Linked DNA regions of Homo sapiens: region 2 is linked to region 1. A link is an interaction called in ENCODE POLR2A ChIA-PET data of the cell type or tissue named here. Cell type or tissue: GM12878. All regions are shown on one strand. Each heading gives the region's core, and the rest is flanking DNA. Links, peaks and the distances in the headings are about the cores only.

Region 1 (7,653 bases), core at 942-5,941:
GGCTGAGGCCTGATCTCACTGTGTAGACCAGGGAGGCTGGCAAGTGGTCAGCAGTGATTAAAGACCATCATCAAACCATGCTTTTCTCTTTAATAACATCAGAGGGATTGAAAGTAAATTGAAAATAAAAGTACTTTCACTCAAGGTGATACAATATTATCCAGTGCTAGACTCAGGTCACATCTAAAGTCATCTCCAGTGGTTCATATCCCACTCTTAGAGTAACAAGAATCATGATACTTTGGTGCATGAATATTGCTAATTCATCCAGCCATTTGACACATTTATTGAGCATCTACTACACTCCGAGCACTGTACACAACAGAAGAAGGAATGAATAAAACAGGCATGGTATTTCTTGCAAACCTTCCAGTGGTGAAACATACATTAAACAAATGGTTACACAAATTATATTTGTGTATATTTGTGTTGTTTTACATACATGTAAGCATACTGTGTGCATATATCTGATATACATATTATATATATGTGTGTGTCTATATGCATCAATTTGGTAAGTGGTTTTGTTTGTTTTGAGATGGAATCTTGCTCTGTTGCCCAGGCTGGAGTGCAGTGACACAATCTTGGCTCACTGCAACCTCCGCTTCCCAGGTCCAAGTGATTCTCCTGCCTCAGCCTCCTGAGTAGCTGGTACTATGGTTGTGTGCCACCACGCCCAGCTAATTCTTTGTATTTCTAGTAGAGATGGGGTTTCACCATGTTGGCCAGGCTGGTCTCGAACACCTGACCTCAAGCAATCTGCCTGCATCAGCCTCCCAAAATGCTGGGATTATAGGTGTGAGCCACCATGCCCAGCCCAATTTGGTAAGTGTTGTAAAGGAAAAATACGAGACGTTATGGCATGGTTTCACAGTAAGACCGTCTTTAGGTAAGGGGCCAGTAAAGACATATAGATAGGAGGATGTAACAATTAAACTGAAGCCTAAAGGTAAACAAACTTTAGCATGTTGAAAGGGTGGGTAACCTCCACACAGAGGTAATGATGTAGAAAAGGTTTGGTTCCTTTGGGGAACTGGAAGAAAGATATGTGCTGAGAGGGCAGCAAGCAAGAGGAGGGTGGAATCAGTGGGCAGGGGGTGGGACAGGGGTGGCGGGGGGGAAGCAGTCTCCTAACCTTTGCCTAAAGGGACCAGAAACTTTCTAGTTCTCTGTGGAAAGATCTTCCATCTTTGTATATCACCCTATAAATGTTTCCTAAAGAAAAATCTGTCTGTTGTTTTCACACACTAATAAATCAGTTCAACACTTTTGCATCATGTGCAGAGGAAGTTTAATTCCTCCTCCATGTGACAGCCTCCAAGTATCTGGAGATGGCCAAGTGTTATTCCAGAACTTTCCCTTCCAGGATGAACACCGTCAAAGTTCCCATGCTCCCTGTTGTCTGTGTCCCTCTTAAAAGGAAGGGTGGCTGGGAGCAGTGGCTCCCACCTGTAATCCTAGCACTTTGGGAGGCCGAGGCGGGTGGATCACCTGAGGTCAGGAGTTCATGACTAGTCTGGCCAACATGGTGAAACCCCATCTCTACTAAAAATATAAAATTAGCTGGGCGTGGTGGTGGGCACCTATAATCCCAGCCACTTGGGAGGCTGGGGCAGGAGAATTGCTTGAACCCGGGAGAGAGGTTGCAGCCAGCTGAGATTGTGCTATTGCACTCCAGCCCGGGCAACAAGAGCGAAACTCCTCTCAAACAAACAAACAAAAACAAAAAAAAGAGGAAGGCAGATTTTCCAATGTCCATTTGTGTTATGGGACTTGAATTTCCTTCTCTGCATATTCTTTGTTTCTAACTGCCTTTCTGGAAAACACCCAATAAGTTATGGTCAGGCCTGAATTCCTTGAGAACTAGGAAATTCTCAAATGCATGCCATCAAAAATATTTATTTCTTCTTTCATGTCTCTTTCCTGCACCTTGGAAGGCAAATTCCATTCGTAGAGGGGAGGGAGGGGGCGCTAAGGAACTTTTTCAAATAATGGAATGATGGCGAACATTCATCTATGCTAAACTCAAAGACATGCCCAAAGTTTGTGATAGAAAATTTAAATACAATATTTACTATTTGAACTGATGTTCCATTTGTGGGTACAGGAATGCTACATTCAGGGAAGGTGAGAATAATGCAAAATCCCCACTCTTGACTGCTGTGGCTACAGACCCAGATTCCCCTGAAGTGAGGGCAGGGTACTGGGGTGGTGCTGTGTAAGCAGGGCACTCTGCCAGGCTCGGATCACACATCTCCTCTTTGAAACTGGTGTGGAAAAAGACACATGAGAGCTTCATGAATAATACAGCAGCCCTGACACGCTGAATGCACATTTCAGCCAAATATATGCACATTTCAACCAAATAAGTTGGTCTCTCCACATCCCCACCCTTTCCTCTCTCCTCCCTCCCTTCAGTGCTCTTTCACCACTTTCGCCAGATTTCTAGGTTTTCTTGCTGCCTCCTGTTGCAAAGTGAATTGTCCCAGGGAAGGAGGGCTAGCTTCCGGATTCCCCCCGTTGCACCTAAAGCCTTCTCCTCCTCTGCCGGCCTTCCAGCTCCCTGACTGCAGCATTGCCCATTAGGCTTCATCAGAGGAGGCTGTGTGTGGCCCAAGGGCAGCAGGTGAAATTCAAAGCAGACAAGTTGCTTCTCCGCATCAGTGCTGATATGTTAGAGGCAGGCAGCCAAAGAAAATGAATATAATAAAGAAAGTCTGGTTTAAGAGCATCTGTTGCTTTTCTTGGAAAATTCTACCCTTTACGCATTAGCCTGCCCATAAGAGCTCTACCTCTGCACATAATCGGAAGAAATAATATTCAAAAAAAGTTTTCAAATACGGGTGTAATAACAATGCAAACAGCATTAAAACTCAGCAGAGTGTAGTGCCGGACGCAAGGTTCTCTCTCATGGGGAGTGCCCCTTATGTAAAGCAGCAGGAAACTGTGCTGGCCATAAAATTACCAACTCCTGAGGGAAGAGACCACATCTGCTTATCTTTACGTTCCTTCAATGGTTGATGCAACGTACCGATTAGTTGTTCAACAAAATATGTTGCATGAATTTGATTCTTAAGAAGAATAACATATACAGGCACTGAAAATAGTTATCTTCTGGGTGGTAGAGCGAAGGTGATTTTTATTTCTGTCTTTGCCTTTTCCACATGTTCCTGATTTTCTCCAGTGAACATGAATATATTTAGTGAGAAAGTTATCAGTAAGAAGGAGATTTTTAGAATTGGAAGGGACCAGAGAAATTAGTCCAATTCTCTTATTCCTTACATGTGGAAACTGAAGCTCAGAGAAGCTAAATGACATGTCCAAAGCCATGTAGCTTGTTAAGGAGAAGGCTGAAAGAAAACTGAGGCCATTCATGTTTCTCGGCCTACTGCCTTTCTTCCCCTATACATATCCTTTGCCTTTCCTGAAAGACAGTTTAGGTGAGACTCTAATCTAATGTTTTGAAAAGGCTTGGACCCAATTTAAAAGCAAACTGTGCTATCCAGTGAGCTTATTCCCCACAGAAGACACTATCTTAGAAAATGCAAAGCATAATTTAAAAGTCATTAAGTAAAACATCCTCTGCTGCTGTGACAGCAAAACGTTCGGCCACTCCTTCATGACAGATGGCCCCATGCATTGACACACACCTCAAAATAGCCTCTGCAAGGAAGCTTAACATCCGAGAAAGGCGGAATAGTGAATGTCACAGAAAAGGGAGAGTTTGCTTGTGGGTTTGCATCTCCAGAAGTAAGAAGACTTAAGAGATATTTACTGTGGGCTCATCTTCCACCAAACTTTTATTGATGTGTGAACTTGAAACTTCTTATCATAAAAATTTCTAACATACAAAAGAGAGAATGTTAAAATGGATTCCATGTAACCAGAGTACAGCTTTATTAATCATTAACTTAGGGTCATCCCCCCAGCCACTGCCTCCCTCCCCATGGGTAATTTTGAAGTCAATCCTGAACATTATAACATTTTATTCATGAGTAGTTTAACATGTACCTCTAAAAGATAAGGACCTTTGTTTAACATAAACATTCAAATGTCATAATGCCTAAAAAATTGATAATAAATCCTTGATACAGCCAAATAACCCGTTTGTGCTCCACTTTTCCTGATTACCTCACAAAAATGTTTAAGGCTGGTTTAATTTGTCAGGCACTGTGTATTATCTCAGTTAATCCTGACAATAACACTATATGGGGGCTGTAGGTAGCCTGGGGGAGCAAGACACATGATCAGGTTAGAGATGTAGGTGGGAGCCTCACTCCCCCAGGCTCTAGACACACTTGACTTATTTTCTTTCTCCTTCAAAAGCCAAGCAGGTGCCTACTTCAGGGCATTTTCATGTTTATTTTTCTTCCTGGTCTTTCCATAGCTGTGAACTCCTCAGAGATCACCCCTGACTGCCCAGTCACTCTCTATTAAAATACCCTGGCTATGTTCCTCAAAACATTTGGTACTATCTACAATTCTCTTGTTTGTTTATCTGCTTGTGTTTCTTTCCAACAGAAGAGACGCTCCATGACAATCGGCTCCTCATCTGTGGAGCTGAGGCTTCTGTACCTACAGCCCTCAGCACAGCCTCTGGCAATGGTAAGTGCTCCATGGTTGTGTGATGCGTGGATTAACATATGCCTGCAAACACAACAGGTATTTGTTGAATGAAATAATGCACACACGCACACATGAGAAAAAGAACAGCCTTGTTTCTGCTGAGCTCCACTCTTGGGCTCTCAGGCACTTGGCCGAGGCCTTTAGCCAAACTGCACTTTTATTACTTTCTATTGTCAACGGCTTTTTATAACTACAAAGGCAGTATGTGTTCACTGTAGAAAATTTGGGAATCCACAACAAACACAAATTTGAAGATTCAAAGAGCCTAGAAATAGCCACTGTTGACATTGTTTTTATGCACATATTATGCAAAATTGGAGTCATGGGATTCTTATTGATTTGTGATCTACTCTTTTCATTTAACAATGTGGCATTAATATTTCATAGGTCACTTAACTCTCTTCTAAAATGCGTTGTTTCAAGGCTGCATTGCATTCCATTGTACGGCCAGACAAGGTTGTCAATAACACCACATTACGGGACATTTCACTTGTTTCCTTTTCTTCTTGGCTACCATAAAAAATAACAATAAACATTCTTGCGTGCTTATGCACATTTCCATTATTAGTTTCTCCAGATAGATTCCCATAAGTGGACTTGCTTGACAAATTGAAATACAAATTAGAGCATTTGTAAGTATTGCTAAATTGATCTCTAGAACAACTGCATCAATTAATACTCCCAGCATCAGTGTTTAAAGATGTTCATCTCCTTTTCCCTTTACCAACAATGGATGCTAATATTTTTTAAAAATCTATAACACTATAATCTATCTTTTTAATTAGATCACAGATTTCTTGCGAGCCCTTTCTTTTACTTCTGTATTACTCCCGATATATAGCAGGCACTCCTTGTGTATGGATAGATGAACTGCATGAATTTTGTCAAGGATTACCAGGAAAAACATTGAGCAACATGAACAAGTTGTCTTTTTCCTGTTTCAAGAGCTCTCCTGCCCAGTTTACATGCGCACCTGAGCACAGTCCTTCTTCCCTGCTAAACCTTGCTGAACGTCCTTTTGCCTTTGGTTTGGGAATGTTGGGCGCACATCCCACCAGATCCAGCTCTCCCTCCCATTTAGCTTCAGCAGAAGAGGTGGCAGAATTACTAATTTTAGCTGACATGATGTTTACTGCTGCAAGTATCACTAATTAATGATGTAACCGCAGAATAACAAGTCCCAGATTTCCCTTAGCAAAGCAAAACTGAGAGTAAACCCCACACTGGACCACTCCACAGCATCCGAGCCTACCAACTGGAAAGAGACAATCACCAGGGGCTCAATCTGACCCAGAATTTGTGCTAGGAGAAATTTAACCCCATAATGCCATGTTAAAGAGCTGCCTGCTACCCACTCACCCCATGTGCAGATCCCAGCTTGTCAGCCCTCAGGGAGCCCTCAGGGAATAGGACCAGGTCTTGTTTGTTGGTACAGCCCTGTGCCCAGCATTGCTTGACATATGGTAAATACCTATTAAACATCTGGTGAATACACAGACACCAAAGAGAGGGAACAGACGATGAAAAGATTCATGGAAGCCTGGGCAGGGAGAGGGCAGGGTGAGGAGTATTCTCTGATGTTCTTCATTGTCATCCACATGGAGTAGAGCAAATGGACACTCAGGGAAGAAACAGCTGGGGCCACAGCTGGGCAGCTATATAGCTTGTAAATTCTGGGATCTGGATTTGGTCTTAAGTCAGAAACAACTTCATTCCCTTTGCCTGTTCTATGCTGCCTTCCAACTCTAGAGAAAAATGTCTAATACCCTCCATCTGAGAATTTGTGTTCAATAAATGTTTATTACAATTTTAAAATTAAAATGTCTTGAATAATCAACTTATATTCCAGCTATTGTGAAGACGTTCTCACAGCAACATTTTCCCTGAAATGGCCCTTATATGCTAAAGTGGGCCCTATATGGTAAAAAAAAAATATATATATATGGAAGTGAGAACTATTGTCTGCCTACACAAATTGACAGTAAAATCATAGATTTTCTGGGCTGGAAAGACAGAGAACAAAATGAACAATAGACTCTCCAATGCATTTTTGTTTTTTAATGCACATCTTCTTTGGCTGGAGATAAGAGTTAACCATTTTAGTAACACTGAATGCCAATAACAGCTTATGTGCAAATACAGCAGAAGGAGCTATATAATTCATTTATTCATTTATTTGGTGTTAGACACTACGGAAACAAAAACAGTATGTTCCTCCCCATTCTCATGAAGCTTACTGTCAACCAGGGAGATCCACAAGCACTCTATCACAACAGCTAACAGAGGCCTGTGCCCACTGGGTTACAGAAGTGCTTTACCAGGCTTCTCAAGGAGGTGAGAAAAGAAGGAATTCAGAAAAACTGAGATGAAACAAGACTTATGCTAATTGAAAATATATTAATAATACTAACAGTTATCCATTTATTGAGTGGCCTACTATGAACGCAGTACTAATAACAATTCATTGATTACAGCATTTTGGGAGGTCAAGGCAGGCAGATCACCTGAGGTCAGGAGTTTGAGACCAGCCTGGCCAACATGGGGAAACCATATCTCTACTAAAAACACAAAAATTAGACAGGCACGGTGGTACGCGCCAGTAGTCCCAGCTACTCAGGAGGCTGAGGCGGGAGGATCACTTGAACCCGGGAGGCAGAGCGTGCAGTGAGCTGAGATTCCGTCACTGCACTCCAGCCTGGGTGACAGAGCAAGACCCTGTCTCAAAAACAACAACAACAACAACTACAAAAAAAAAAAAAAAAAAAACTCATTGAGGGGGAATCTATTATCTCCATTTTACAGAGGAAGAAACTGAGGCTTTGAGAGTTTAGTTTACCCAGCTCATAAGGTCCTAAACAAGAGAAGAACAATCTGGATTAGAGTTAAAAACTAGCATATAACAGTCATTGTCCCAAATGTCACTTGAAAAATAGGTGCACATCTTCTATTGAGTATCTATTGCTACATAACAAATTATCCCAAAAACTTAGTAGTCTAAAACAACAAATATCCTTTATCTCAAAGTTT
Region 2 (7,653 bases), core at 1,246-6,245, 310 kb after region 1:
ATAACTTGTCTTGCTAAATGCCAGACGCAGAAACAGTTTATAAGGTACAACTTTAGCCTCCAAAAAGGAATACACTAAAAACTGCAACGATTCTAACATGGAAGCCTTATTTATGTGATCTTGATTATATAAAATTGAGCTACAAAGAAATTTTAGTGTACCTGCTATGACAGAAAGGGGATGGCATGTTAGGATTGTGTATGAGGTTCAAATGACTCCATGGCAAAAAATCGCCACAAAAAACTATAGCAGCCAACTCTAGATCTAGTAGGGACTCTGGTGCTGTACCAAACAGCATTCAAAAGGCCCCAGAAAGGCACTCAGTAATCCTCATGGTTGCTGTTAAGGATCACACTGAATTAGGAAATCCTTTATTTAGAGGCAGAAAGGAAAATTCTTGTACCCTTTAAAGAAATATTATATGGATAACCTTGCTGTTCAATTTTTTTTTTTTTTTTTTTTTTGAGATGGAGTCTCGCTCTGTCATCCCAGGCTGGAGTGCAGTGGCACCATCTCGGCTCACTGCAACCTCTGCCTCCTGGGTTCAAGCGATGCTCCTGCCTCAGCCTGCTGAATAGCTAGGACTACAGCCATGTACCACCACGACCGGCTAATTCTTGTATTTTTAATAGAGATGGGGTTTCACCATATTGGCCAGGCTGGTCTCGATCTCCTGACCTCAGGTGGTCCAACGGCCTCGGCCTCCCAAAATGCTGAGATTGTAGGTGTGAGCCACCGCTCATGGCAGTTAAGATAATTTATAGTTTAAACTTAGTTAATAAATTGTGTATTGTGAACATCAGGGATGGCTTTTATCACAGTGTTATTTCATTTTCTTCTGCTAATCAACAATTGTATGTGCAAGGTAGTTCATATGTTAAACAGTAAGTGCACCAGAATTATGAATCTAAATCTTTCCTAAGGAGGTGTGCTGATAGCTGCTTATAGAGAAAGGATTTGTTGTTTTTTTTTTTAATTAGGAGGGAGGATATCACAAACTGGCAGAAAAAGACCTTTTGAAAATGAATACTATAGAATTTCAGTTATTACTGGCTTATAATTATGCTTTTCTGATATAGTAATTCCAGTTCCATTTGTAATGCACAATATTTTTGGAAATGTAACATTACTTATAGATACAAATATCATCATTGACTTGGGCTCAGAACTCTTATAATAGCAGGGAATATTATGTGACATAATGCTTGCTATATTTTGCTATTTTAAAAAATGATACATTTATGTTTGTTTCGAAGTGGTAGATTTTTTAAAAGATTGGACTTAAAAGCCGGAAGAGTTGGTTATTTGTGGTATTCTGCAAATAAAAACATCTTCATTCCTACTCACAGTTTTAAAAAATTCAGATTCTATCTCTTTGCTATAATTCTTTGATGATGTAATATTAACTCCTGCCAAAGAGGTACCTAACAACAGAAATACTTTAGATAATTTACTGAAATTTCAGTTCACAGTTACTGAGGTAGAAGCTGGCCATGTTTTTCCACTAAAAGATACAAATATTCACCCAAGTTTATTGATTCAAAGACATGCATTTTTTTCATCAGCAGTTTTATAATAATCACAATTCCTAAACCAAGCACTTTGTGGAAATTTGCTCCTTGCTATGTGTTTTTTCCTTACAAAGACTTTCCACCAGTAAGATTGTTACAATGTAAGGTAAGAAAACAGTGTGAACTATGTCACGAATAGTTAATACAGTATACAGTATTAAGATAGTTTTTCTGGTCTCTAAAGAAATGGTACTTTAGAATTCAGTGTGTCTCAGAAATAATTCTGACCATTAAGTAAACATCAAAATTTTAATAAATAACATAAATGAAAAAACAAACACCTTTTAAAAATTGCTTATACCTAACAAAACAATTTCTTTGATGAAGGGTCTGGTTGGCTTTATCTTGGCAGTGTTCATTTTTATACAATTTTTGAATTGCATTTACTCCATTCTGATGAAATTCCACCTCTTTGGAATCACAGAAGAGATGAAACCAATACTGCTACAATATTGTGCCTTCCTGAAATGCTTCTATCCACCTATTGATAAGAGAAATCGGTTAGATTTGTAAAACCTAATCATCTGACGTGTGAACACCATATAGATGACAGCTGGGCCTGTGGTCCTCATTACCATAACAACATAGGTAAGATATATATATATATGTATTTTTTTTTTTTTTTTGAGACAGAGTTTTGCTCTCGTTGCTCAGGCTGGAGTGCAATAGTGCTATCTCGGCTCACCACAATCTCTGCTTCCTGGGTTCAAGCGATTCCTCCCAAGTAGCTCGAATTACAGGCATGTGCCACCACACCTGGCTAATTTTGTATTTTTAGTAGAGACGGGGTTTTTCCATGTTGGTCAGGCTGGTCTTGGACTCCCGACCTCATGTGATCGGCCTGCCTCGGCCTCCCAAAGTGTTGGGATTACAGGCGTGAGCCACCGTGACCGGCCAGTAAGATCTTTTCTTGCAGCAAATTGGCCTTCTGCATACATGGAACTACCCTTTATTTGGTAATTTGGTCCAAAATTTAGCCTGGAAAGTGTGCCTCTCATTTCTGATAGGCATAAGGAAGGGACCATTTCATGTATAAAGGTTCTATGAAGTCTTGATGCTACCAATTAATTTATTTTGGAAGTTGATATTTCAGTGAAGGCTTTATTACAACTTCTTTTTTATCTGGAATTTGGACTCAGTGCTTTTAGGAACACTAGTTCCCTGTCTCCTCCTACCTTAACTCTAGCTATCAGAGTTTCCTTGTATATCCCCTAATCCAGACCTGTTTCAAGATTTGCAATTAAAAGGAATCTGGCATCTAGTGTTGATCAAAAGTTTGCATGCTGTATGAGAGCTTCTCGGCTGGGCGCCGTGGCTCATGCCTGTAATCCCAGTACTTTGGGAGGCTGAGTTGGGCAGATCACCTGAGGTCAGAAGTTCGAGACCAGCCTGGCCAATATGGTGAAACCCTGTCTCTACTAAAATACAAAAATTAGCTGGGCGTGGTGGTGTGCGCCTGTAATCCCAGCTACTTGGGAGGCTGAGGCAGGAGAATTGCTTGAACCCAGGAGGCAGAGGTTGCAGTGAGCTGAGACTGCGCCACTGAACTCCAGCCTGGGCAACAGAGCGAGACTGTCTCAAAAAAAAAAAAAAAAAAAGAGCTTCTCAAAGTTTCACAGACATCTTTCCAAAATTCTTTAGTCTCAAAGTTTTATCTGACAATATACACAGCTGCAATTATTCAGAAGATACTTGAGAGTAGTCTTTTTCCTCCCTACTAATGTAATTGCTTCTGAACTTTTTCTTCTTTCTTATGGAAATATCATTTCTTACGGTATTATTTTATGTAGGCTGGGCATGGTGGCTCACACCTGTAATTCCAGCACTTTGAGAGGCTGAGATAGGTGGACTGCTTGAGCCCAGGAGTTTCAGACCAGCCTGGGCAACATTGCTAGACTCTGTCTCCATTAAAAAAAAAAAAAAAAAAAAAAAAAAAAATATATATATATATATATACACACACATACACACACACACACACACACACAGAAGAGAGTCCAGAGAACTATGAACACTTGAAATCACTCAGTTTAATTATTTTGTAAAAGCAACCTATAACAGATTCAGTTCAAATTTTAAGGAATTTTCAAAAATTTAATATTGAACATAAATAGCATGTTATACTGCCATAGCAAGGCTTTTTTCCCACTAAAATTAATACATTTTAATATTCTGTCATGTACTTCAAAAAGCAATCCATATGATATTAATAAAGAGAAATTTATAATTTAGCCTGGGTCAATTCTAAATTATAAGTAAACTGACTTCCTTTACCTAACTACATGTAATTCTGTCTTGGTGGCATTTCTATCTTGTCAACTCAATGATATAAGCAAAAGATGACATATATTGAAAAGCAGTACTTTTTTTCAGTTTGATGAAAATTGTAAGAAAGCTAATATCTGACAATATTAGGGCAATTACTATTTTGTCTAAATAATTTTTATAGAAAAGATGGTTAAGTGACATAATTTAAAAATATTCTCCAGTAGCCAAAGGAAAATATTTGGAAGAATAGCTATATACTGTTGGATATCCTAAAATAGACTGAAAAAAGAGTCTTACAGAGTGTGTGTAACATTGTGCCTGGCTGGTATTCAGGGATGTGTGCAATTCTGGTACATTAATCTTAACTGTCTTAAGAAACTAAAAGCTTTGCTCACTCAAAGCATTCTTTTTTATTTTCATGCACTTTTAAGCTTGTGGAGAACACATGAACACCTCTTCCTGAAAACAAAAATGTATTCTTTTGTGAAGCCAAGGTAAAAATCAAATGAGAGATGATGAACTATTTTGTTCAAAAGAGACCTAATTTCACAGAGGTAGATACGCATCTCTATGTTAAGCAAACTGATAACATCTAAGTAAAGATTCTTGCTGGAATTCTGAGGAGACTGTTTCAGCCTTTGCCATCTAAACTGATAGCCATTTCCTTCTACTCAGTCACTGGAACAGCATGGGAGTCTCTTAATGTGTTTGACCTTTTCCCCAAAGAAGTTAGCGAGCAGCTGTTTAAACTCCTGCTGTTCCATGGCACAAATGAATCGCTGGATTGCCAAAGTCCTGGAATGTTTCAAGGGAAGATTCTTACCCTCATAGAAGGAGAGGTCAAATGCCTTAGCTTTCCTTCCTTTCAGCAGAGCAGCATCACGCTGCTTCCTCTGAGATCACGTGTAGATAAAATACTTTGTATAGGACTACCTATTTTCTTTTCCCCTCTGCCTCCTGAAAATATTCCAGATACCCCTGCCTTGTCTTTAAAACAATTCTGAAGAGTTTAAATAATACGTTAAATCTTTCTAATTAAAATCTCTGATGTAAATTTTGAGTTGTCCCCATGCCTTAAAGTAGGTCATTTTACAAGCAACCATTAAAAAACTGAAATCTCATGAATAAAAGAAAAATATGGCCAGATTACTTACTTCTGAGCCGAATGAGCATCCTCTGCTTTGAATACATAAAATAACATGTTTTTGTGCAGTAACTGAAATACTTTAGACTCGGAATTCTCATCTTTAACTTGAATAACAGTGAATCCTAATAAAGGCTGACTCTCCAAAGCGGCCACGTCCTAATTTAAAAACATACAAATGGAGAAAAGTTTTTAGATTGAGACAAAATTCAGATTTGAAAACTCTTGATCTACATAGCTCTAATTTAATTTCAATTATTCACATATAAGGTAATGATAATTCTAACAACTTACTCACTTCTCATTTATTCAATAATATTCATTGAGCCACTCCCTCCCTAGGTACCCTATATGCCAGGCACTGTGGCACACAATTTCTGGCATGTTCACATCTACTGAATTTCACAACATCCTCACTAAACCAAGGAAGGCACGTGATTATATTACTTTCATTTTATGGATGCAGAAAACAGCTCAGAAAGGTAAGCTATTCACCTGGATCTCACTAAGGAAAAGTGTGGACCCTACAGCAGTGTTTTCATAGGATGGTGGAACACAGGGTGATCAGGTAGGAGAAAAGGACAGAATTAGAGTAAACTGCTAGAATTGTTTATAATCCAAAAAAGCCTATCTTATCTATGCTGCTGTCAGATCAATGCAATCTAACGATGACAGTAAAGGGAGTATCACTCAAGAGAGCTTGGCAGAAAGAAACACAGCTCTGCCTTTTTTTTTTTTTTTTTTTTTGAGACAGAGTCTCTCTGTTGCCCAGGCTGGAGTGCAGTGGCACGATCTCAGCTCACTGCAACCTCTGCCTCCCGGGTTCAAGCAATTCTCCTGCTTCACCCTCCCAAGTGTCTGGGATTACAGGCACTCCACTAATATTTGTATTCTTAGTAGAGACGGGGTTTCGCCATGTTGGCCAGGCTAGTCTCGAACTCCTGACCTCAGGTGATCCACCCCCACTCAGCCTCCCAAAGTGCTGGGATTACAGGTGTGAGCCAGTGCACCTGGGGGCAGCTCTGCCTTTAGTAAAGTAATTAGTAGTCACACGACACACACAAAAATTGCATTTTAATAATATGGAAAATTCCTAACACATTTGAGAAAGAGCTCTCCAGGTACAAAGCAAGAACACTGTTCACATTAAAAATAACAGCAACAACACCTCCCCCATCCAAAAGCAAAGCAAAAAATCTTATGTAAAATAAATGGATTTTTAAAATATTGTAATTACTTGCAGTTGGCATTACAAAACCCCAAATTACTCATCTTTAGATTTCAGATCTTACCTCACTTGCAGCATATGTATATAGTACTTTATTTTTTATGACAAACCAAAAGTGTTTCCAGGGTTTTTTATTGCCCTTTGATCTGTACAAGTAGCCACTCATAGAAGAATCCTCTGTGTTTGCTGATACCTAGATAAGAAACCCCATACAAAGTTTAATGGTTTTCAGACAAATTATAACAGCAAAATTATTTGCAACCAATAGGTGCTGAAAGCAATAACTGTAATGATAGAATGTTTCAGAATGAAATATATTTTCAAAGTGCTACTATACAAATTGAACTCTGCTATTAACATGAGCACAAAAAAGAAGACAACCATGTTAGAGGCAATTATAGAATTTTACTTGGTTTAACTGTGCCTGCACGTGTTTGCGTATGTTTCTTGGTGGGTTCATCTGTGTTTTCTGGGTTGGCAGGTGAAGAAAAATAGTTCCAGAAGACTAAAATGCTTTTCTAAAAGCTGGATTTGGGGACTTGGGGATTTGTTTTTTATTGCTCTTATTTTGGGGCATCAGGGAAAATTATTTGAACCTTTAATTCTGTTCCTAAAAAACTTTTTGGACTTCTAAAAACCATACAAACAGAATAATAAACAGAAAATTCTACTATTAAGGAAGCTCATTTTAAGAATCAATCTTTGCTTCCCAAATTATAGTAAGAAAGAAAAGAGGCTAATTTTTACTTCATAAAAAGTTGAAAATGTTTTCATCTCTATGCAAAAAGACAGTAAGCTTTTACTGATTGATTTTTTTTTTCTTTTTTTTTTTTTTTTTTTTTGAGACTGAGTCTTGCTCTGTCACCCAGGCTGGAGTGCAGTGGCCCGATCTCAGCTCACTGCAAGCTCCACCTCCCAGGTTCACGCCATTCTCCTGCCTCAGCCTCCCGAGTAGCTGGGACTACAGGCGCCTGCCACCACGTCCGGCTATTTTTTTTTTTTGTATATTTTTAGTAGAGATGGGGTTTCATCATGTTAGCCAGGATGGTCTCCATCTCCCGACCTTGTGATCCACCCGCCTTGGCCTCCCAAAGTGCTGGGATTACAGGCGTGAGCCACCACACCGGCCTTTTTTTTTTTTTTTTTTTTTTTAAGACAGTCTCACTCTGTCACCCAGGCTGGAGTGCAGTGGCACAATCTCAGCTCGCTGCAACCTCTGCCTCTTGGGTCCAAGCACTTCTCGTGCCCCAGCCTCCCGAGTAGCTGGGATTACAGGCGTGCACCACCATGTCCAGCTAATTTTTGTATTTTTAGTCGAGACAGGGTTTCGCCATGTTGGCCAGGTTGGTGTTGATTTGCCTGCCTTGGCCTCCCAAAGTGCTGGGATTACAGGTATGAGCTATCGTGCCTGGCCTATTGACTCTAATAATGGTTATTAAAAG

What was found. Peaks named below come from ENCODE experiments on the same cell type or tissue, not always from the same donor. Only the 100,000 strongest peaks of a DNase experiment are listed, where the experiment ranks them.
Region 2: POLR2A ChIA-PET joins it to region 1 with 6 read pairs; 2 of 35 experiments call an interaction of 5 or more read pairs at or near these places.

The regions. Positions count from the first base shown.
Region 1 is chr12:94,766,313-94,773,965 of GRCh38, forward strand. No RefSeq gene overlaps it. Among named protein-coding and RNA genes, the nearest start is that of MIR492, 64 kb to the right of the region's middle. RefSeq lists an enhancer at 4,209-4,768. In GM12878, for the core only: no CTCF peak of the experiment used is centred there; DNase peaks (open chromatin) are centred at 2,299, 2,869, 3,299 and 3,690; H3K4me3 peaks cover 2,228 bases; H3K27ac peaks cover 3,480 bases.
Region 2 is chr12:95,079,505-95,087,157 of GRCh38, forward strand. FGD6 (FYVE, RhoGEF and PH domain containing 6) reads right to left here. Exons shown (of 21, transcript NM_018351.4): 19 at 6,276-6,404; 20 at 4,994-5,142; 21 at 1-2,052. The coding sequence ends at 2,016. Among named protein-coding and RNA genes, the nearest start is that of NR2C1, 9.7 kb to the left of the region's middle. In GM12878, for the core only: no CTCF peak of the experiment used is centred there; no DNase peak of the experiment used is centred there.